Linked DNA regions of Homo sapiens: region 1 is linked to region 2. Evidence: chromatin loops called from intact Hi-C (ENCODE). Cell type or tissue: sigmoid colon. All regions are shown on one strand. Links, peaks and the distances in the headings refer to the core of each region. The heading gives the core; the rest is flanking DNA.

Region 1 (11,496 bases), core at 2,133-10,132, 89 kb after region 2:
CTTAAGTAGCTGGGACTACAGGTGCACACCACCACACCTGGCTCATTTTTTTTTCGAATTTTTAGTAGAGACGAGCTCTTGCTATGTTGCCCAGGCTAGTCTCAAACTCCTAGCCTCAAGCAGTCCTTAAGCCTCAGCCTCCCAAAGTGCTGGGATTACAGGCATGAGCCACTGCTCCCATCCCAGGCCATCTTCTGCATGTAATTTAATTTCTGCAGGTTTGCCAGTTGGCTTGTCACTTTTACCCAGAAGTATCTGAGAGAGAAAAAAAAAAAAATTAAAGCAGGTGTGGGGCAAGAGGGAAGGCAGACACAAACGCAATCCAATGTTATAGTAGAAGATCACTGCTTAGACTATCTCCATAGTTCATCTTTGCTTTGGTTTCCATCTTAATTTTTTTATGTGAAAAGATATACATATATTTAGAATTAGCCAGCTGGACTCAGTTTAGATGATCCCAATTTTGTTGGCAACATCCAAAGCATCATAATCAGGAGCCAGTGGAACATATGCCTTCTTCTCTCCATCAGGCCGAATCAGGGTGTTGACCTTGGCCATGTCAATATCATAGAGCTTCTTCACAGCCTGTTTGATCTGGTGCTTGTTGGCTTTAACATCCACTATGAACACAAGTGTGTTGCTGTCTCCTATCTTCTTCATGGCCGACTCAGTGGTCAGCGGAAACTTGATGATAGCATAGTGGTCAAGCTTGTTTCTTCTGGGGGCACTCTTCCAAGGATATTTGGGCTGCCTCCAGAGTCGCAGTGTCTTGGGCCACTGGAAGGTGGGTGACGTGTGGATCATTTTTTTTGTGGCTGTGGACACCTTTCAACACTGCCTTCTTGGCCTTTAAAGCCTTCGCTTTGGCTTCGGCTTTAGGAGGGCAGGAGCTTCCTTCTTTGCTTTCGGTGCCATCTTGTGAAAAGCCCATCTTAATTTTTAAATTGAGATTGGTAAAGTTTTTCTATTTCTTCATAGTAAATATTTTCAGCTTTGCAGGCCATACATAGTCTCTGTTGCAACTACTCAACTCTGCCTTTGTAAGAACGAAGCAGCTATAGGCAATATGTAAATGAAGGGTGTGGCTGTGTTTCCATGAAACTTTATTAATAAAAACAGGAATCAGGGGCCGGGCACGGTGGCTCGTGCCTGTAATCCCAGCACTTTGGGAGGGCGAGGTGGGAAGATCACTTGAGCTCAGGAGTTCAAAACCAGCCTGGCCAACATGGTGAAACCCTGTCTCTACAAAAAATACAAAAATTAGGCGGGTGTGGTGGCACGCACCTGTAGTCCCAGCTACTCAGGAGGCTGAGGCAGGAGAATCACTTTGAACCCAGGAGGCGGAGGTTGCATGCAGTGAGCCAAGATCGCACCACTGCACCCAGCCTGGGTGACAGAACGAGACTCCATCTCAAAAACAAAAACAAAAACAAAAAACAGGCATCAGGTTGGATTTGGCCCATGGGTCACAGTTCATCAACCCAGCTCTTCACTATGCTAGAATCAAGAGCCATGATTATGTTTTACAATTTTGATAGCTGCTGACATCACTGATTGTATGTCATATTTACCCTACTTCAGACCAACATTTATTTCCTTTTCTTTTTGTACATTGCCAGATTACATTGCGATGCTATATCACAAATTTGGAGGTACCACATTTTAATGGGAAGGAAATATTACGATATGGAGACAAATATACATCACTCCAAGCCTCCCCACCGCTATCCTCTACCCCCATGAAAATGAATGATTGTGGAGGAGTGGAGCAAGTTTTCAGTGGAAATAGTGAAATGATTCTAAAATCCCTCTTTTTCCACCGAGCATGGTGGTTCACACCTGTAATCCCAGCACTTTGGGAGGCTGAGGCGGGTGGATAACCTGAGGTCAGGAGTTCGAGACCAGCCTGACCAACATGGTGAAACCCCATCTCTACTAAAAATACAAAAATTAGCTGGGCGTGGTGGTGCACGCCTGTAGTCCCAGCTACTCGGGAGACTGAGACAGGAGAATTGCTTGAACCTGGGAGGCAGAGGTTGCAGTGAGCCAAGATACCACCACTGCACTCCAGCCTAGGTGACGGAGCAAGACTCCATCTCAAAAAAACAAAAAACAAACCAAAAACACCCTCAAAAAAACAAAAGAAACGCTTCGCTTCTCCTCCTCAGTCCTTAACTTCCTCTCTTCTTCCCCTTTCAGAGTGAGATTTTGCGTGGTAAGATTTGGGGAGGCATGTTTTGATATTCCTTGTGATTTTGAATGGGAGGCCAAGCAGGGCTTCAGGAAGTGGAGCCCAGAGCTGGTGTTCCTGGGCTTGGTGACAGGTCCTGGGCCCCTCCCTGTCTGAGGATACCATTCTATGTGTCCCCATGACAACTCCGAGGTTTGATGCTGGTGGAGCTGATTGCTTCCATGAGGGCTTCATAGTCTAATTCTAGCACACTCTCCATTTCTCAATGGACCACTCCAAAAAGCTTCCCTCGAAGGATCAGTCTGGCCAAGAAAAACTTGCATGGCCCTGGGTACCACCATTTCTACCTGCACAGCTCCGGACAACCGCAGAATCCTGATGCCCGCTCTATGTGGGACCATGAAAGGCCCTCTCGATGTTGTCCTGCTCTCAGATTTCTTTTTCCAGAAAGTTCAGCTGTGGCTCCCATTTCTACTGCTATGTAACACTGCTGTGCTCAGGCTGGGGAAGCCCCTAATTTTCCAACAGGGAAATAATCTTGTACATTGAGACCAACCGTAACATTATCCCAAGCAGCTATGAGATGTGCACAAGTAATTTGTTATTAATCCAAATTTAGCCTTCTCCCTGACATAAAATTAAATTATGCCTTCAAAAGCCTAAAATGGCTTAAACATTATCCCTAAAATAATGTCACTTCCGATGTGCTTTCTGTAGTGAAAAAAAAGAAGTTAGGTGAGAATGAATGAACCACCTATGCTTCCCCTCACAACCCAGAAGCCCTTGATCCACAGTGAGCAGCCGTGGGAAATACAAATTGTTCTGCTGCTTGCAAGGTGTGGTTTTATAGTTTCTGTTGTTTTCTTTTGCATTTCATTCTGAAATATATTCTTTTTTTTTTTTTTTTTGAGACATAGTCTCGCTCTGTTGCCCAGGCTGGAGTGGAGTGATGTGATCTCGGCTGTCTGCAACCTCCGCCTTCCAGGTTCAAGTGATTCTCCTGCCTCAGCCTTCTGAGTAGCTGGGATTATAGATGCCCGCCACCACACCTGGCTAATTTTTATTTTGTATTTTTGGTAGAGATGGGGTTTCACCATGGTGGCCAGGCTGGTCTTGAAGTCCTGACCTCAAGCTATCTACCCCCCTCAGCCTCCCAAAGTGCTGAGATTATAGGCGTGAGCCACCGTGCCTGGCCCTGAGATAGATTTTTAACATGAAAGATGTCAAGGCTAAACACACGTGAGTAACCCCTGCACTGCTGATGAACGAATATGCCACCCTGCCTCTCTCCAAGCAAAGAGGAGAAACCTGCCATCAGGCTGTATGAACTCTTCTTTGCTTTTTTCCAGTATTGTCATTCAGATTAGCTTTCATGCACGTACCACAAGAAAAATCAGATGTCCTGGATTTGTCCTGTGTTCCTCATCAGCAGAGGAAGCCACTAGCAGCCCTTACGAGAATCAAGGCTACTCTACTGGAACTCTTCTTACATAGCCAAAAATGTGTGAATTCCATTTACTGTGATTTTTAACAAAAATGTGTTTATTTAAATGTGTTTATTGTGGTACTCGCTTGCTTAATTATCTTATTTATTTTATTTGTTGTATTTTTGAGACAGGTTCTCACTCTGTAGCCCAGACTAGAGTGCAGTGATGCGATCCTAGCTCACTGTAGCCTCAACCTCCTGGGCTCAAGCAATCCTCCTGCCTCAGCCTCCAGAATAGTTGGGACTACAGCTATGTGCCAGCACACCCAGCTAATTTTTTTTTTTTTTTTTTTTTTTTTTTTGTGGAGACGGGGTCTTGCTGTGTTGAGCAGGCTGGTCTCAAACTCCTGGCCTCAAGTGATCCTCCTGCCTCACCCTCCCAAAGTGCTGGGATTACAGGTGTGAGCCATCACTACCCTTGGCCTGTTTGCTTAATTATCTGTGGAATACAGAAAAAGAAAAAAATCAATACTCTTTAAAAAAATAATCTAGTCCTTAAAACACATTTTTAGACCGGCCATATTGGCTCACACCTGTAATCCCAGCACTTTGGGAGGCCAAAGTGGGTGGATCACTTGAGGTGAGGAGTTCAAGACCAGCCTGGCCAACATGGCAAAACCCCATCTCTACTAAAAATACAAAAATTAGCCAGGTGTGGTGGTGAGCGCCTGTAATCTCAGCTACTCAGGAAGCTGAGGCAAAAGAATCTCTTGAATCCAGGAGGTGGAGGTTGCAAGGAGCTGAGATTGCACCACTGCACTCCAGCCTGGGTGACAGAATGAGACTGTCTCCAAAAAAAACTAAAAAATAAAATACATTTTAAATGATTTTCAGTGACTAGTTTTTGGAGACCTTTACATGGCTGCTTTACTCATGTGGATGAATGTGTTTATCAATGTCCCTGGGGAAAATAAAAGCAGCGTTATTTGCCTTACTTCCCTACCAGATTTTTGATATTTTCTCAAAATCAGCTGGGTGCAGGAGCATGAGCCTGTAACCCCAAGCTCTACTCAGGAGGCTGAGGTGGGAGGATCAGTTGAGCCCAGGAGGTCAAGGCTGCAGTAAGCTATCACTGCACCACTGCACTCCAGCCTGGGTGACAGAGCAAGACTCTGTTTCTTTAAAAACAAAACAAAACAAAAAAATCTTATATTTTCTCAAAATCGGAGTCCACTCATGGGATGTGTCATTTTATTAGCTATATATATACATCTATGCCGTTTGGATTTGAATGTCATCCATTATCTGTTGCAGTGGGTTGAATGGTGTCCCCTTCCCCCAAAAAAAGACATGCCCAATCCCTAAGTCCCAGTACCTGTGAATGCGGCCTTGCTTGGAAATCATATCTTTGCAGATGTCATGAAGAGAAGGATCTCAAGTTGAGATTATCCTACATTAGTTGTGTGAGCCCTGAATGCAATGAACCTTATAAGACAAAAGGAGAAACAGATACAGAAAGAGACATGGGAGAAGGTGATGTGACCACATAGGCAGAGATGGGAGTGACGCAGCAGCAAGCCAGGGAGCCCTACGGATGGCCGGCCGCCACCAAAAGCTGGGAGAAAGGCAGGGAACAGATTCTCCCTGAGAGCCTTTAGAGCAAGCACAGCCCTGCTCACACCATGATTTCAGACTTCCAGCCTCCAGGACTGTGCAAGAATAAATGTCTGTTGTTTTAAGCCACCGAGCTTGTGGAACTTTGTAACGGCAGCCCTGGGAAACTAACACCTGTGGGTCGAGGCAGGGAAAGAAATGCTGCCCCAGTATAGAGAAGATTTGCTCCAGGTTCTAGGAGAGCCAAAAAGCAGCATCTCATGGCCGTCAGCAAACCCCTGGGAGGACGGCAGACCCCAGGGGGCGAGCAAACTTGCTGGTGGTTGGAGCATGCCTGATGCTATCACTCTGTGGGTACCAAGTACCAGGCAAACAGGTAGGCCTTGTTCAAAGCCAGTGATGGAGAGAGGCACTCTCCAACAGAGCCATCGAACAGGGCACGTACTGTATCAGCTCTAGCAGAGGCCAGCAAACTTTTCTGTAAAGGGCTTGATAGTAAGTATTTTCAGCTTTGTGAACCACAAACCGGAGTAGTCTCTGTCACACCTCCTCAGCTCTGCTGTTGGGAAGTGAAACCAACCATATGCAACTGCCAAACAAATACACGTGAAAATCTTTATTTACACATGCTTCGCTCTATACCCAAAAAAATGTAAAGCAGGGACTCAAACAGATACTTGTATATGAATGTTATTCTCACAATAGCCAAGAGGTGGAAATAACCCAGGTGTTCATCAATAGATGAATGGACAAACGAAATGTGTAGATACACGTACATGCAAAGGAATAGTATACAGCCTTAAAAAGGAATGAAATTCTGACACGTGCTACAACGTGGGTGAACCCTGAACGCATGATGCTAAGTAAAATAAGCCAGACACAAAAGTAAAAAGATCGTATGACTGCACTTACATGAAGTACCTAGAACAGGCAAATTCATAGAGATAGAAAGTAGAAGTTACTAGAAGCTCAGGAAAGTGGGAAATGGAAAGTTACCGATTCACGGTACAGAGTTCCTATTTGGGGTGCTGAAAAAGTTTTGAAATTAGATAGTGGGGATGGTTATACAAAGTGTGAATATACTCAATGCCACTGAATTGTACAATTTAAAATGGTTAAAATAGTAAATTTTATGTTATACATATTTTGTCATAATAAAGTTTGCATTTAGAAAAAAAAAATTTCTTTCAAACAGAGTCTCACTCTGTCACCCAGGCTGGAGTGCAGTGGCATCATCTCGGCTCACTGCAACCTCTGCCTCCCAGGTTCATTCTTTCTGCCTCAGCTTCCTGAGTAGCTGGAATTACAGGCATGCATCACCACAACCAGCTAATTTTTGTATTTTTAGTAGAAATGGGGTTTTGCCATTTTGGCCAGGCTGGTCTCGAACTTCTGACCTCAAGTGATCCACCCAGCTCAGCCTCCCAAAGTGCTGGGATTACAGGCGTGAGCAACCATACCCGGCTTAGGAAAAAAAAAAATTATTTACAAAAATAGAAACTGGCCATAGTTTGCCAACTCCTGGTATAGAGTTTTCTATAACATCAAAGTGGCTCTTGGTATGTGACTGTTCCAGAATTATCCCAGCATAGCAGATATGAGGTGGTACTTCCTATGAGCTCTGCCATCCTCAGTCCCTGGACTGTGTCATTTCCTTTGGGCATGTGCACATACACCCCTGGAACATGGAGGAAGGCATATTAATAGCGGGTAGTATGGATTTAAAAGCCTCAGAACCGTGTCATTGATGCTATGCTCTGTTCCTGGAAGTGAAAATGCACAGAGGAACCAGCTGGTACAGTATGATGACAACAGATTTAGGGTACCCAGTCACCATTCACTGCATGGCCTCAGTCACGTTATCCCTGCTCTCTGGGCCTCAGTTTAATCAGATGATTCTCATTTGCTGGCTATATGATGTCCTGCTCTGGAAAAGCATGTAGCTTAGAAATGAGACTGCATGTGAAGGTATTACACCACCCCCCGTGGATGGCTGCCACCATCCTTAAGCATATTTTCATCCAGAAGAATAAACATCCTTAGAGAAATACACATGAAATGCAAAGCTTGAAGTCATAACTCAATGCATAACAACCTGCAAACCAGTACAGGCTTATGAGCTAGCTAATAAAATAAATCATAGTCATGTTTTTCAAATGACTTTTCATGTGTTGTCATTACTTCTCCGACGTACTGTAAATTAACTGTGAAGTGCTACTTCCTGCAGGGAGGTTTTCTTTCCCCTCCCAAATATAAAGAGGTTGTAAGGCTAAAGAATGCAGACATGCATCATGTCTGCGAAAATCATTTTTTAAAAAGATCAAATGTAATATTTTCTTTCAACATGGACAACTGCTTTGAGATTTTCCATTCAAGCAGCCTTGAACACAGCCTCCAGCGTTTGCCAATTACTCCTGACAAATACCATTTGGGCCTGAGTGATGTTGTAAGTGAAATAAAACAGTGGAAGGAAAAAAACCAGAACATGATAAAAGGAATTTTTTTTGGTCTGCTGAGAACTTACTGTAAGTTATACATTCAGGAGTGAAGGCCCTGCTTCCTGCCAGTGACGGACTCCATGTGAGCTGGAGTTTGAAGGTGACTTTTGTTTGACAGTAATAGGAAGGGAAGACAAAACTCAGTTTTCATGTCCCTTGAAAGGGAGTCAGCCCTTTTTTCTCCCTCATAAAGAGGAAAAAAAAGTATATAAACAAAAGAAGAGAAAAAGAGGCACTAGGCCCTGTTCCCTGTCATTCTGCACAATACGCACTAATGGCTGAAAACAATCCCATGAAATCAGCGTGGCCAGCATGCCCGGGCGGCCAGCAGCCCCACCTGCCTCCGTACCTGAGCTCTGAGCATGTTAGAACCAGCTGAAGGCAACCAAAGCCACAGGAAAGAGAGGGCACAGCCAACTTTCAAAGTGCAGTCATCTGGTCCCACCCCCACCCCCCTACCCCCATCTCTCCTGAAGTTTCCTCCTTTTTTTTTTTTTTTTTGAGACAGAGTCTCCCTCTGTTGTACACGCTGGAGTGCAGTGCTGCAATCTCGGCTCCTGCAACCTCCACCTCCTGGGTTCAAGTGATTCTAGTGCCTCAGCCTCCCGAGTAGCTGGGATTACAGGCACCCACCACCACACTCGACTAATTTTTGTATTTTTAGTAAAGACGGGGTTTCACCATGTTGACCAGGCTGATCTCAAACTCCTGATCTCAAATGATCTGCCCGCCTTGGCCTCCCGAAGTGCTGGGATTACAGGTATGAGCCACCGTGCCTGGCCAAGTTTCCTCCTTTTCTGAGGTTCCTGTCCCAGAATCTATGATGGCCAAGACAAAGCAAAGGTGAAGACTGCTCCCCCTCCACCACTGCCTTTCCCAACATCCTTCTCTGCTTGTTCTTTAAGATTCCAGTGAAACTCAACCTTGACCTCAGTGCTGTGGGGAATCAGAGAGCAGCCAGGGGAAACGACTGGAAAGAGGCTGGGTGGTAACTGGGCACAGTGGCTCATGCCTGTAATCCCAGCATTTTGAGAGACAAAGGTGGGAGGATCACTTGAGGCCTAGAGTTTGAGACCAGTCTGGGCAACATGGTGAGACCCCCGTCTCTACAAAATATTTTTAGAATTAGCCAGGTGTGGTGGTGCGTGCCTGTAGTTCCAACTGCTCAGGAGACGGAGGCAGGATGGTTGCTTGAGCTCACGAATTTGAGGCTGCAGTGAGCCATGATTGGCCGTTGCACTCCAGCCTGGGCAAAAGAGCAGGACCCTGTCTCTCAAGGCTGAGAGGGTACCAAGTGCCCACATGGTATCCAGCAGACCAGGACCCAGAGCTGGTCTGTCTATACCAGCCACGAACCTTGGACAAGGAAGGGACTTTGCTAGCTAATAAAAATAAGCTGGACTGACTGACTGAGCTGGACTTTCCCCATCTGTTGGGGGAGACTATTGTAGCCACTGAGGATGAAACTGATTCAGGGCTGGCAGCCTGTCGTACTGTGCTGGCACCTGGAAATGCTAAGTCAATGCCACGGTCCAGTCTGAACATCCTGGGACCCCTCCACTCAGGGTGCACCAGTCCTAATGCACCTGTGGAGCTCGGCGATTTTGTAACCACACTGCTGCACTGGGATCTATTTTTCCCGGTGAATGAAAAACTCACAAATGTGAGTGATTTAGGCTGGAGGTCCGCAGCCCCACGGCGCAGAGGCTCCCCAGCATGTGGTGTGAGTAAGGGGCTGGTGGCTTTCTGTCCAGCTGCCTCCCACTTCAAGAAGTCTTTGGCAACTGCCATGCCCCAAAGTAAAAGGGGCAAAACCATGGTCATTGTGCTGATAATCGGGCCTCGTGGGTCCTCTGAGCAGAACCCCAGCCCCGCCTCACTTTCTGTAAATGAGCCATCTCCACTGGCACCTCGTGTCAAGGAAGGGTGAACCAGGACAGGGCTAAAGGGATTGCCAATGGACAGCCCAGAAGACAGGTCATAAACCGCCCAACTGGCTCGATGTCTGGAGTCGGTCACACCTCGAAGACACTGTTTTCCTAACTTTCACGTACACGGGAATCTTGTTCCAATGCAGATTCTGATTCAGTGGGTCCAGGGCAGGGCCTGAGATCCTGAATTTCTTTTCATTTGTGTGTGTGTGTGTCTGTGTGTGTTTGTTTGTTTGAGATGGAGTCTCGCTCTGTCACACAGGCTAGAGTGCAGTGGCACGATCTCGGCTCACTGCAACCTCCACCTCCCGGGTTCAAGCGATTCTCCTGACCTCAAGTGATCTGGCTTAGCCTCCCCAGGTAGCTGGGATTATAGGTGCCATTACCACACCCAGCTAATTTTTGTGTTTTCAGTAGAGACAGGGTTTCCCCATGTTGGCCAGGCTGATCTTGAACTCCTGACCTCAGGTGATCCTCTGCCTCTCAGAGTGCTGGGATTACAGGTGTGAGCCACCACGCCCGGCCAAGATCCTGAATTTCTAATAGGCTCCCAGGTGCTGCTGATGTGCTCTGCAGATCACCCTGTGAGGAGCAGGGTTCTAAGGCAAACAGCCCCAATCAACAAAGCTGAAAGCACTTATTTAGCTTCCTGGGGGACATTTTTTGGTGGTAGTGGCCTCCTTTATAGACTTTTGCCCTGGTGACCTATAAAAGAAAGAAGATAGATCCTAGCAGTTGCCCCCTGCCAGTACTTTTCTCCTGCTGGTATCAGAGACACTGCCTTCTAATACAGAGACACAGTATTTCTCCTCTCGCACGACTGCTGCCATGGTTGTGAGTCAAGACTCCCTGCCTAGACTACATGGTGGCCACCTACTCTTAACATTGAACCACAACCATCAAAAATCACTTGTGGCCAGGTGTGGGTGGCTCACACCTGTAATCCCAGCACTTTGGGAGGCCGAGGCGGTTGGATCACCTAAGGTCAGAAGTTCAAGACCAGCCTGGCTAACATGGCACAACCCAGCTCTACTAAAAAAAATACAAAAAAATTAGCTGGGAGTGGTGGCGTAGTGCACGCCTGTAACCCCAGCTACTTAGGAGGCTGAGGCAGGAGAATCACTTGAACCCAGGAAGTGGAGGTTGTAGTGAGCTGAGATTATGCCACTGCTGCACTCCAGCCTGGGTGACAGAGCACGAAACTGTCTCAAAACAAAACAAAAAAAACTTGTTATTCCAACCTGAATACTTTTTTTTTTTTTTTGAGACGGAGTTTCACTCTTTTTGCCCAGGCTGGAGTGCAATGGCGCGATCTCAGCTCACCGTAACCTCCGCCTCCCAGGTTCAAGCAATTCTCCTGTCTCGGCCTCCCGAGTAGCTGGGATTATAGGCGTGAGCCACCGTGCCCTGCTAATTTTGTATTTTTAGTAGAGACGGGGTTTCTCCACATTGGTCAGGCTGGTCTCGAACTCCTGACCTCAGGTGATCTGCCTGCCTCAGCCTCCCAAAGTGCTGGGATTACAGGCATGAGCCACCTCGCCTGGCTTACTCTTTTTTTTTTTTTTTTTTTTTTTGAGGCAAAGTCTTGCTCTGGCGCCCAGACTGCAGTACAGCGGCATGATCTAGGCTCACTACAACCTGGGCCTTCCAGATTCAAGTGATTCTCATGCCTTGGCCTCCTGAGTAGCTAGCATTACAGGCATGTGCCACCAAGCCTGGCTAATTTTTGTATTTTTTCAGTAGAGATGGGGTTTTGCTGTGTTGGCCAGGCTGATCTGGAACTCCTGGCCTCAAGTGATACGCCCACCTCAGCCTCCCAAAGTGCTGGAATTACAG
Region 2 (11,496 bases), core at 1,541-9,540:
GTGATCAGTGATTCAATGATTGCACCACTCTACTCCAGCCTGGGCAATATGGTCTCTGTGAAAACAGAAAATAAAAAATACAACAAACAGCCATTAACAGACTCAAATTGGTTGGCAAGAGTCAGATCCCACATCAGCTAAAATTGCCACATGATATAAAACACTAAATAATAAATGTTTACCTTTATTAAACATTCAGACCATTTCTGGTTAAGAAAACCCTGAACCTTTTTCACTGCATGGCTTAAGATGCAGGTAAGCTAACCATCATCCTTCCTTTCTCTTGGCAACACTTACGCATACAGATCGGTAATGCCCGTCCCACTGCAATAAAAAAAAAAAATACCACATCGACTCTACATCTGCTGCAATTATCGTCTGGTGTGAAGATCAAAGGGGCCTTTTCCCCTGGCAGATTACTCGTCTACAGTTCCCTGGCCTGTCAGTGTGGTCTCAGCTGCTCCCACTTGTCCCATTGCTGCTCAGGAATCAGCAGCCGCCTAGATCTTCCAGCTATGTGACTGGGCTCATAATGACAGTAATTGCCAGTCTGTTAAGTCACCTCCAACCAAAAAGGAAAATGCCTTCCAGACACACTTCTCAGGCCCATGTGAAGAGATAGGAATGAATTCATAAAAGAAAATTATCCAGTCCTGTTTATACAATGCCACTATGACCAACAGGCTTTTTTCTTATTAATGGCTTTCATTTCTGGGCCACACAGTGGAACAAAGCGCTTATATGTCCACTCCTTGAGACCATTAAGTCCTTGACTTGCTTTGACCATTAAGAAGCCCAAAGAGAGGTGTAGGTCTACCCTTGTACCAGTTCCTCTCTCCCCAAAGTATTTTTGGGGCTGGGGTTGCCTTTGGGATTATACTTGCCCAGAAAAGAGACCATCTGGGTTCTTATCTGCAATGGGAGCTACATGAGATTTAAGCTACGTTCCTTCTCATTTCCTCACTACTTTTCTGTTTACCTTTGATCCTTGTTGGTTATTGTAGGAAGACGTGATTGGTATGGCAATGGGATAATATGTATGACAGTTTCAGTCTTATTTTCCCAGTACAACATGCCAGTTGGATAATTCCTCTGAGTAAATATTAACATGAACATTTTCAATATAAAGCCCATTAGCATCCACAAAACTTTGGAATTGTATGTATATGTTGGATTATACTTTCACAGAGGTGGATTTAAAGAGGTGAAATTTTGGCTGCAATAAAAGATTCATTCAGCTGGGTGTGGTGGTTCACACCTGTAATCCCAGCACTATGGGAGGCCGAGGCGGGTGGATCACGAGGTCAAGAGATAGAGACCATCCTGGCCAACATTGTGAAACCCTGTCTCTACTAAAAATACAAAAATTCGCTGGGCATGGTAGCATGCACCTGTAGTCCCAGCCACTCAGGAAGCTGAGGCAGGGGAATCCCTTGAATCCAGGAGGCAGAGGTTGCAGTGAACTGAGATTTGTGCCACTGCACTCCAGCCTGGCAACATAGCAAGACTCCATCTCAGGAAAAAAAAAAAAAAAAAAAGATTCATTCATTAATGTAATCAGATAATGTACACCTACTTTAAATGTATATAGAATATATCCTTGGAAACACTTGTGTGCTGCTTGAAGTCTCTTATTCTCAGCTCCACTCTCTCTCCTTTCTCCTCCCCTGTGACCCAGGAGCAGAAAGCCTGGAAACTACATTTTCCAAATCCCTCTTGCCAATCAGCCTCTTGTTAGCTTCTACAATGGGAGGCACTAGTAGCAAACTGGAGGTGGAAGCAAGGGAGATGCTATTTTTTCCATCTTCTGGTAGTGCCTCTAGAGATGGTGGTGGCAGCAGCAAAGGCTGGCAAGGGTGGCTTCTGGGATTCTGCTGGGTCAGCTCAGTGTTAATAGCAACAATCTTGGTGGATCAGCAAGCATCATGTTCTCTTTGGCTTTCAAGCCTAGGGGGATAGTGACTTCCTGCAGTTACCAATCTGTAAGTAAGCTTGACTCCCTGTATTTACTCCTTCGTTCCTCTCAAATCATGCACCACCAATTTGTATGAAATTCCTTCTCTGAAATATTTACAGCGGTTTCTAGACAGAATAATGCACTGATTGGACACTGACTGATAACTTATCATGCAAATAATTTATCCCCACACACTGTATTTGCTATGAAGCAAATGTTAATCAGATGGTTAAAGATGATACGGTAACAATAAGGTCATTTCATTCAGTCTCCAAATTCATGGCAGATGGGCATGGTGGCACATGCCCATAGTCCCAGCATTTTGGTAGGCTGAGGCAGATGGATCACGAGGTCAGGAGATCAAGACCAGCCTGGCCAACATGGTGAAACCCCGTCTCTACTACAAATACAAAAAAAAGAAATTAGCTAGGTGTGGTGGTGCACACCTGTAATCCCAGCTACTCGGGAGGCTGAGGCAGGAGAATCGCTTGAACCCGGGAGGTGGAGATCACAGTGAGCCAAGACCACACTACTGAGTGAGACTCTGTCTCAAAAAATAAAAAATAAATTAAAAAGATGATATGGTAATGCTAAGGTCATTTCATTCAGTCTCTAAATTCATGGCAGATGGGCATGGTGGTGTACGCCTGTAGTCCCAGCTACCCAGGAGGCTGAGGTGGGAGGATCCCTTAAGCCTGAGAGGTAGAGGTTGCAGTGAGCCATGATTGCACCACTGCACTCAAGCCTGGGCAACAGAATGAGGCTGTGTCTTAAAAAATACATAAATAAACAAATTAATGCCAGAATTAGGAAGGAAAATTTAATTACATAAATTCTCTAAGACTCTATAAAACAGCCAGATGAGTGGTCCAATCCCCTTTCCAAATAGCTTTGGTTTCAATTTTATGTTTGTTGGCTTGGGGTCCGTCCATCTGGGTCATGTATTGGGCCAGTGTGGGATCTCAGGCATTGTTACTGGGTTCGCACGGCTGTTCCCTAACCTAACATGGCAGCATTAGATGCCAGCACTTTGATCCATGCACACACACAGGATATAGACATAAGAGCTTCCCAAACCAACTGGAAAGAGTCCCAGTGGGAATACTCCACGACATATTCATCAAAGTCAAATGCAGAGCAAATTGACCTGGCTCATTAATTATGAAAATTCTCTCACAAAGTGACATGTTGCTAACTATGTGGAAGCTTAGCACATTTTCACGTGGTTCTTTTTGTCTACTTGGATCCAAAATGTCACATTTAGTAATGCGTTGAGGTTTTCTTTTCCTTACTTAGGAAGAAAAAGCTATTTTATGCCGAACCCACATCTAAATATATATACTCGTGTGTTTACATATGCCCACTATGTGGATAGAGGTAGCCTGTTGGTAAGAAGGAAGTTTGCTATGCCAGAATTTGTTTTACAAAGATATATAGAAGGAATTTGAAAAATAAATGTTGATTATTTTAAAACCCTTGAATCTATGTTGAGCGCCTGTCCCCCCTGGACTAACTGGGCAAATTCAGACATCATATGAAAACCTGGCCTTATTTCTCTACATATGTTGGCTAAAGCAGTGAAAAGAACATGGGCCTCTCTCCACCATCACTGAAAGGAATTTCAGTTCCTTAGGTCTTTCATTTCCTCTCTCAAAATGTAGGAATGAGAACTTTCAGAAGCTCACAAAAGTTACCCTTCTATATTCAGGCCTTTTATCTAAACTGAGATGGTCATTATGTACTGCTTGACTTTTAAAAGCTCCTAAATGTGGCCAGGCACAGTGGCTCAAGCCTGTAATCCCAACACTTTGGGAGGCTGAGGTGGGTGGATCACCTGAGGTCGGGAGTTCGAGACCAGCCTGACCAACAATGGAGAAACCCTGTCTCTACTAAAAATACAAAATTAGCCAGGCGTGGTGGGCCATGCCTGTAATCCCAGCTACTCGGGAAGGCTGAGGCAGGAGAATCGCTTGAACTCGGGAGGCAGAGGTTGCAGTGAGCCAAGATCACGCCATTGCACTCCAGCCTGGGCAACAAGAGTGAAACTCCATCTCAAAAAAAAAAAGCTCCTAAATGTGCCTACTGAATCTTATGACAATGCCTGATCATTGAAAATCCTTTCTGGATCAGTTAGGTTATTAGTTTGGCTATCATTAAAAAAGGTCAAAGTAACAGTAACTTAAATTGATAATAGTTTATTTATTTTAAATATGGTCTAATCATAAATATTCAAAGTGTTATAACACTCCATAGTATCAGAGTTCCCGCTCTTCCTGTCCTGCTGTTCTGCCATCCAAAACACATAGCACGTGCATACCTGTGCATACCTAAGCCTGTGCATAGAGGCCCCACAGCAACTCTGCACATAGCCCTCAAGGTCACATCCCACGGGCCATGTGGCAGTTCTTGCTGCAAGGGAAGCTGGGAAACATAACCTTTGTTCTGGGCTGCATTGGACTCAACTTTACTAAAGGAAAGGGATGGCTGAGACCAGCCATGTCTGCCACAGCCTTCTTTTCATTAAGGTGCAGCGTTTCCCTAAGTATTGGCACAGAGAAGGCACAAAATAGATATGTGTTCAATGAACAAATAAACAAATGAATAAATAAAATTCTTCAGGGAATGCTTATCTGAAAACAGACATGAAAACAGTTTGCTAGGATATTCACGGTTGGTTGTTTTCATCAATTTCTCAGAGGAGAAATTTAGTTTTTATTAGATCATTAAATCAATTTAAACAGACATATATTTGTATATCAGCATCAGGAAGAGCAATGTAAATGTCCTACGGGTGACATCATCATATTCTTCCCCAGCATTTCTCAAACCTATCTAGCCATGGAACCCTTTGTCAGAGAACATTTACTAATGATTTACAAGACATTCATGAAAAATACTCTCCTGCCTAAAATCTTAGCAGAAAAATAGAATTCAGCCATTTATCCACTTAGGATAGGACCATAAAGAAGTCAATATACATGTAAATAAACTACATTTTTTTAAAGCAACAAGAGAGAAGTCTTTTCAGCACATACTATTAACAGTCCCATAGTATCTTCCAATGGCTGTGAATAACTAGTAGGTTGACCTGCCACCTTACATAATGTCTTCATCTCCCCAGTAATTTCCCAATAATCCTGGAGTACTGGAAATGGAAGACACCTTAAAATGGTATCAAAGCCATTCGTCGGCCTTCAGATCCTAATGTCACTAAACTAACTGAGAGAAACCAACATCAGAGCAAAACCTCATGACATGAGCTCATTCCTACACAGGGTCTGGAAAACATCACTTCCACTTTAAGTACACACTAAAAAAGGATGATGATTCAGACAGACAATCTTAGCTGCACTGCGCGGGTGGACAAGGGGATTGTAACCAGCCATCCAGGAAATCTGGCATCTGTCCAGAAAACAAGTCTAAATTTTGAAAGGTCTCTGCCTAACACATTCAGTTTATGTCCACAGGTCTCTGAGGAAGTGCACTTATAAAGAGGAGATGACTACGTTAGAAATTATGACTGAGGCAGCTTTTGCGCTGTAACTCTTGCTTAAAAGGGAAGTACGCCAGTTCCCCTTTGAAACAGTTTCTAAGCAGCAGGTGGCTACCACCAGGAAGCCAGGCACACGATGCAGCAGTATTGATATCTGGCTGTGTTGTACAGATCTTCCCTTTATCCATTCGAAGGATGTGAAAGCGAGGGCAGAGGGTAGAATTTTTAGCTGGTAATGGTCTCTTTTAATCAAAGAACTCAATAAATTACAAAGAGACTGAGTCACTTGTCCTGTCTCAAAGAAATGTCATAAGAATAGCTCAGGGCAGTAAAGGAAGTTTAATTAACGCAGCCGGGTGTGGTAGTTCACACCTGTAATCCCAGCGCTTTGAGAGGCCAAGGCAGGCGGATCACCTAAGGTCAGGAGTTCGAGACCAGCCTGGCCAACATGGCAAAACCCCATCTCTACTTAAAAAAAAAAAAAATTAGCTGGACATGGTGGCACATGCCTGTAATCCCAGCTACTGGGGAGGCTGAAGCAGGAGAATCGCTTGAACCTGGGAGGTGGAGATTGCAGTGAGCCAAGATCATGCCACTGCACTCCAGCCTGGGTGACAGGGTGAGACTCCACCTCAAAAAAAAAAAAAAAAAAGAGCTCAGAATTGGAGAACATTTATAAGTAGCTTGGTTTAGGGGAGGACAAATGAGGAGAAAGCCGATCTAAAATAGGTTGGGACAATCTATTAGCCAACTATCTACACTCTCCCACCATAGTTTTCATTATTGCATTAATGAAAGCTGAGTCTCCAGAAATTAAAAAAGACTGTTTCTCAACCTATCTAAGCTGCAATCCGTTTTAATGAAGCTAAGTATAGAGACAGAGGGAACCTAGATAATAATAGAAATAACTGTGCTAATGTTTAAAAGAAGAAAAGAATGAGGTTAAGGTTAATTGCAGTAAATAATAATGAAAAATGTGTGTTATTCAATATAGTCACTAAAAGGATGAAAATATTTTCAAATATGACTCATTCCAGTTGAAACAGGAAGGGAAGTAAAAGCATCAACATCTGACAAGACATTAAACTCCCTAAGTCAGAGCAGCGCTGCCCCTGTGGGGAAGAAACTATCCTCCTCCCAATGGCACAGAACCAACTCACTCAAGCCAGGCGCCTCTGGAGAAAGTCACTGAATCACATATGTGTGTGCACACACACACACGACAATAGCCAGCCAGAGAGTGAGAAAGAAAGAGGGTATACTGACCCCTAAAGGACCAAGGCAGACTGTAGACATCTTTCAAGAAGGAAAGGAATGAAGAAAAAAAAAGGCAATAGATAATTTAGCTCAAAATCATGTTGGGAGAGGGTTGACCAGTTCTTGGACCCAGGGATCTTGAGAGAAAGAGTAGATGAGCCCAAATGTCCTCAGTAGGCACTTGAGGTAAGGAGCCAAGAGCTGACTTAGAAGGAGAAGGAAGGAGGACCCACAGGAATAATAAAGCAAGAAGGAGAGCACTTAAATACACCACATGTCTTCAAATTCGCAGGCCCTAGGGATTTGTAACTTGTTACAAAGTTATTTCTGAAGGCTAGAAAAATGTACAGAAAACATATGCTGCTTCAAAAGTGGGAGTGGAGAGAGTGGGAGAAAGGGATGACCTGCTTCTGTGAATAAATGTTCCTATTGTAATTCCTTAACTGGCAAAGTACTTTTGTGTAAATGATACTTTGTAAACCCATAGGCAGAAACCTAGCTGAGAAATAATCAGCACAAATAGGCAGAGTACAAATGCGTATTTATGCAACTTTCTCGGTTTTTTATTTCTTAAAAAAAAGCACTAAACTTCACATTTACAGAAGAATGAAAGGCGTGTCATTTGTTTTAATTTTTTAAGATGTTGATTTAATCTAATCAAGATTTTGGTGCAAGTGGAATCAACTACCTTAGGAAGGCAGATAGAATTAGAGTCTTGATGTGCAACTCAAATCTAGATGTTTCCTCCTGACTTTCCCCCAGCTCAGCCTCCTCATCCAACTGCCATTGGACCCTCCACCTTCCCAGACTGAACTCAGTACTTCCCCTTCCTTCACTCTATCTCCTCTTCCATTTTCATCTCTCCTTCTCCTCTCAACCCTCTTGCACTCTTTCCTAGACCTCAGTTAATGAAGTCGGCATCCATCCAACCTCCAACGCAAGCAATATTTTGAAAAACCCCTGCTTGAAATAAATGTCACTTCCTTCACTTATAGAATAAAATCCAAACTCTCCCAGCATCATAGAGAAAAGTTCTTCACATATAAGTGCCCATCTACCTTTCAAACCTGTCTCCGCTCCTTACCCTATGCTCCCAACACACCCAATTATCCTCCAAGCCCCCAAATCCAATCACATTCCCTTCATCTGGGGTGCCCTCCAGGTCTTTGCCCGGGGAAATGCTATCCACTCCAAGACTCAGCTGAAACACCACCTCTCTGTGAAGACATCCCTAACTCCCCAGGCATAGTCTGTACATCTCTCTTTTATCCCTCTATCGCCTTGGGTTAATATAATAGTGTTTCCCCTGTTTCTGGTAATTGATCTGTTTTTAAGACTCTCTTCCTGAGTGGAAAGCAAGAAGATATTGCCTTCATCTTTGCATGTGAGCACTAAGCACCTTGGTCACCTTACCTAAAGGGAACACGCTTCCTGCTATGTTTTTCTCCCTAGCGCTACCATATACTTGCTTGTTTACTTGTTTATTACCTGTCTCCCTCCACTGGACTATGAACTACATGAAAGCAGGTATTTTTGTCTATTCTGCTCTCCTCTGTAGCATCAATGCCCTGAATAATGCCTGGCACATGATAGGCACTTAATACATATTTGCATGAACGTGGATCCAAAATGACTTAGAACAGTGTCTAACACATTCAACATACAAGTACCTCCTACTCCCTAGAATTTTTCTCAGTATTCCTCCAATTCTCCCTCCACCTCCTCTGCATTCCTACCATGACTACATGAGGTTCCACAATACTTGGCATTTCATCCATTAATGTATTTTAATCTTGTCTTTCTAAGGAGATTATAAAAATCCCAAGGACAGGTGCCACGTCTTTTAAGAAAGTCAATGTTAAGTATAACTCATGCTAGGCACTTCCATGCTTATTGGATCACTTAAGTTTTTTTCCCAAACATCCTGCAAAATTATTTTAGTATTCCAGGTTGACAAATAAACTAACAGAGGTGCAGATCTACCTAAATTCACATGGCCTTTAAGTAGCTATTCAAATCGGTTTTGACTCTAACTTTTATGTTCTTTCCAGTACTTCACACCGCATCTGTTAATTTAGCTCTGGCTGGGTGCAGTGGCTCACGCCTGTAATCCCAGCACTCTGGGAGGACAAGGTGGGTGGATCACTTGAGGTCAAGAGTTTGAGACCAGCCTGGCCAACATGGTGAAACCCTGTCTCTACTAAAGATACATAAATTACCTGGGTGTGGTAGTGGGGGCCTGTAATCCCAGCTACTCGGAAGGCTGAGGCAGGAGAATTGCTTGAACCTGGGAGGCATAGGTTGCAGTGAGCCAAGGTCACACCACTGCACTCCGGCCTGGACAACGTGAGTGAAACTCTCAAGGAAAAAAAAAAAAAAAAAAGCTCTGTTAGGGATTGAATTGTGTCCCTGCAAAATTTATATGTTGAAGCCCTAACCCACAATATGACTGTTAGATAAGGCCTTTAAGGAGATAATGTTAACCTTTTAACAAGGTTACATGAAGTCATAGGGTGGGCCCCTGATCCAATAGGACTAATGTCTTTGCAAGAAGAGAAAGAGACACCAGGAATGTGTGTGTACAAAGAAAAGGCAGCCACCTGAGAGCCACAGGGAGAGGCCCCAGAAGAAACCAGCCCTGTCAACACTGTGATTTTGGACTTCTAAACTCCAGAACTGTGAAAAAATAAATGTCTGTCGTTTAACCACCCAGTCTGTGATATTCTGTTAGGACAACCCTAGAAGACTAATGCAAGCCCATTGTTAAATTTTTCCAAAGCTATAGAAAAGCCAAAAGGAGAAAAACAATCACCCACAAACTCATCATCCAAAAGCAATCACTATTAACATTTATTCTATGATCTGGTCTTCTTTAACTTTGCATATTTTTAAATAATTGTAATTAGACTGGAAATACAAATTGGTTACACCAGCTTTTCAATTAATATTCTTAAGTTTGTGTACCATTTTAAAATTAATATTATAATGATATGACAATTACTATTTATCCATAAGGAGAAACTTTTTCACGTATTTTTCAAAATGTTTTCCCTTGTGAAAAGAAGAAAAAAACTTTTCCCTTGTGAATTGTCTATTCTTTGCCTACTCACTATTTCCTTGCACATTATATAAAGAATATTCTTTTTTATCCATTTTTTGGAATGATTTTCTATGCTGTTTCTCAATTATCTCACCCAGTAAGTACCTACCATTGTGCTGAATACAAAATTAGTGTGACCCAATATTGATGATCAATCATTAAAAATCATTCACCCAACCGAATGATCAAGGTTAACATCAGCGGTATGAAGTCATGTTGACATCACATGCACCTGCCATGAGGCAATGAAAAGGGCACTTCATCTTCATGGTATTCTTCCCAGAAACCCAAAACCCTGGTCTAATCACAAGAAAACATCAGACACATGCAAATGGGGAACATTCTACAAAATGTCTAACCAGTCCTCTTGAGAAATGTCAAGGTCGTAAAAAACAACAAAAGACTGAGAATCTGTCACAGATTGGAGAAGACTAAGGGGCTGTAATGACTAAATGCAGCATCGTATCCTGGATTAGATTCTGGAAAAGAAAAAAAGTCATTAGTAGAAAAACAAATCAGAATAAAGTCTATCGTCTAATTAATAGTATTGTATCAATGTTGAGTTCTTACTTTTTATAAATATGCCACTGTTATGTAAGAGGTTAACATTAAGGAAAACAGGTGAAGAGTATACAAAAAGCTCTCTGTACTGCCTTTGCAACTCTTCCATAAATCTAAAATGATTTCGACATTAAAAGGTGGGTTTTGTTTTTAATGATTCACTCTGGATGCATAACTAGTGGCATTTCACAGACAATCGCACCTTTATCCAACACAACCTTAACCCTTTCATCAACAACCTTAAATTACAAAATAAAAGAAGTATTTATTGAGTTCATAATAAATTAGAAGATAGCTAAGACCCAGAAACAGAGATTACGTATTGAGTGTGAGTTTGCTGAGCTAAAAAGGAGATTGACAACAACAAAATTAGGTCCATATGACAGGTCAAAATCATGCTCTCTAAGCAGAAAAAGTGGACCACACAAACTAAAGACAAGTTCCCCCAAGGTGGCATGGTATGTTGGAAATATCCTGGTTCTGAAATTGAGTCACACAACTGCCAATTTCCTGTTGGTTAGGAACCTTAGGAAAGTAAATAATCTTCCAGAGTCTTGGTTTCTTCAAATTTAAAACTGAAGTGGTAAGGTTTATTTTATGAAACTGTGGAGTAGGGGGTCAATCAACTTTTTCTGCGAGTTAGGAAATATTTTTAGGCTTTGTAGATCAGACGGTCTATGTCCCAGCCATGTAACTCTGGTGCTATAGCTCAGAAGAAGCCACAGACAACGTGTGAACATGCGGCCTGGGCCTTAAAGAAGAAAGTAGCTGGGGAGTAAGTAGAAAAAGGAAGAAATTAATAGCTTCCATATGCCACAGAATTCACCCAATGCCATAGCTGGGATCATGCAGGAGGAGCACTGTGGTCAGAGATCTCTATTTCCAAATGTGAATATTGTTCACAGAAAGGATATGCTATCAGCACTTTGGGAACATGACAGCTGTAACATGTGTTTGCTGTGTTATTTAAAAATATTTAGCACAACCATAGAAGACAATACAAATAAATAAGAAGGATGAAACTCAAAGGATATATTACTTAACCGTAATGGCTAATTTTATGTGTCAACTTGACTGGGCCAGAAGGTGCCCAGACATTTGGTTAAACATTACCCTGGGTGTTTCCAT

The links. A loop is a pair of places that touch in the nucleus more often than their neighbours do. Peaks named below come from ENCODE experiments on the same cell type or tissue, not always from the same donor. Only the 100,000 strongest peaks of a DNase experiment are listed, where the experiment ranks them.
Region 1: it touches region 2 in a loop (5-fold over the local background); 17 of 110 quality-filtered maps call a loop at or near these places.

The regions. Positions count from the first base shown.
Region 1 is chr21:36,015,632-36,027,127 of GRCh38, forward strand. It overlaps the pseudogene RPL23AP3. Among named protein-coding and RNA genes, the nearest start is that of LINC01436, 16 kb to the left of the region's middle. In sigmoid colon, for the core only: no CTCF peak of the experiment used is centred there; no DNase peak of the experiment used is centred there.
Region 2 is chr21:35,927,055-35,938,550 of GRCh38, forward strand. No RefSeq gene overlaps it. Among named protein-coding and RNA genes, the nearest start is that of LINC01436, 73 kb to the right of the region's middle. In sigmoid colon, for the core only: no CTCF peak of the experiment used is centred there; DNase peaks (open chromatin) are centred at 5,317 and 6,587; H3K27ac peaks cover 585 bases.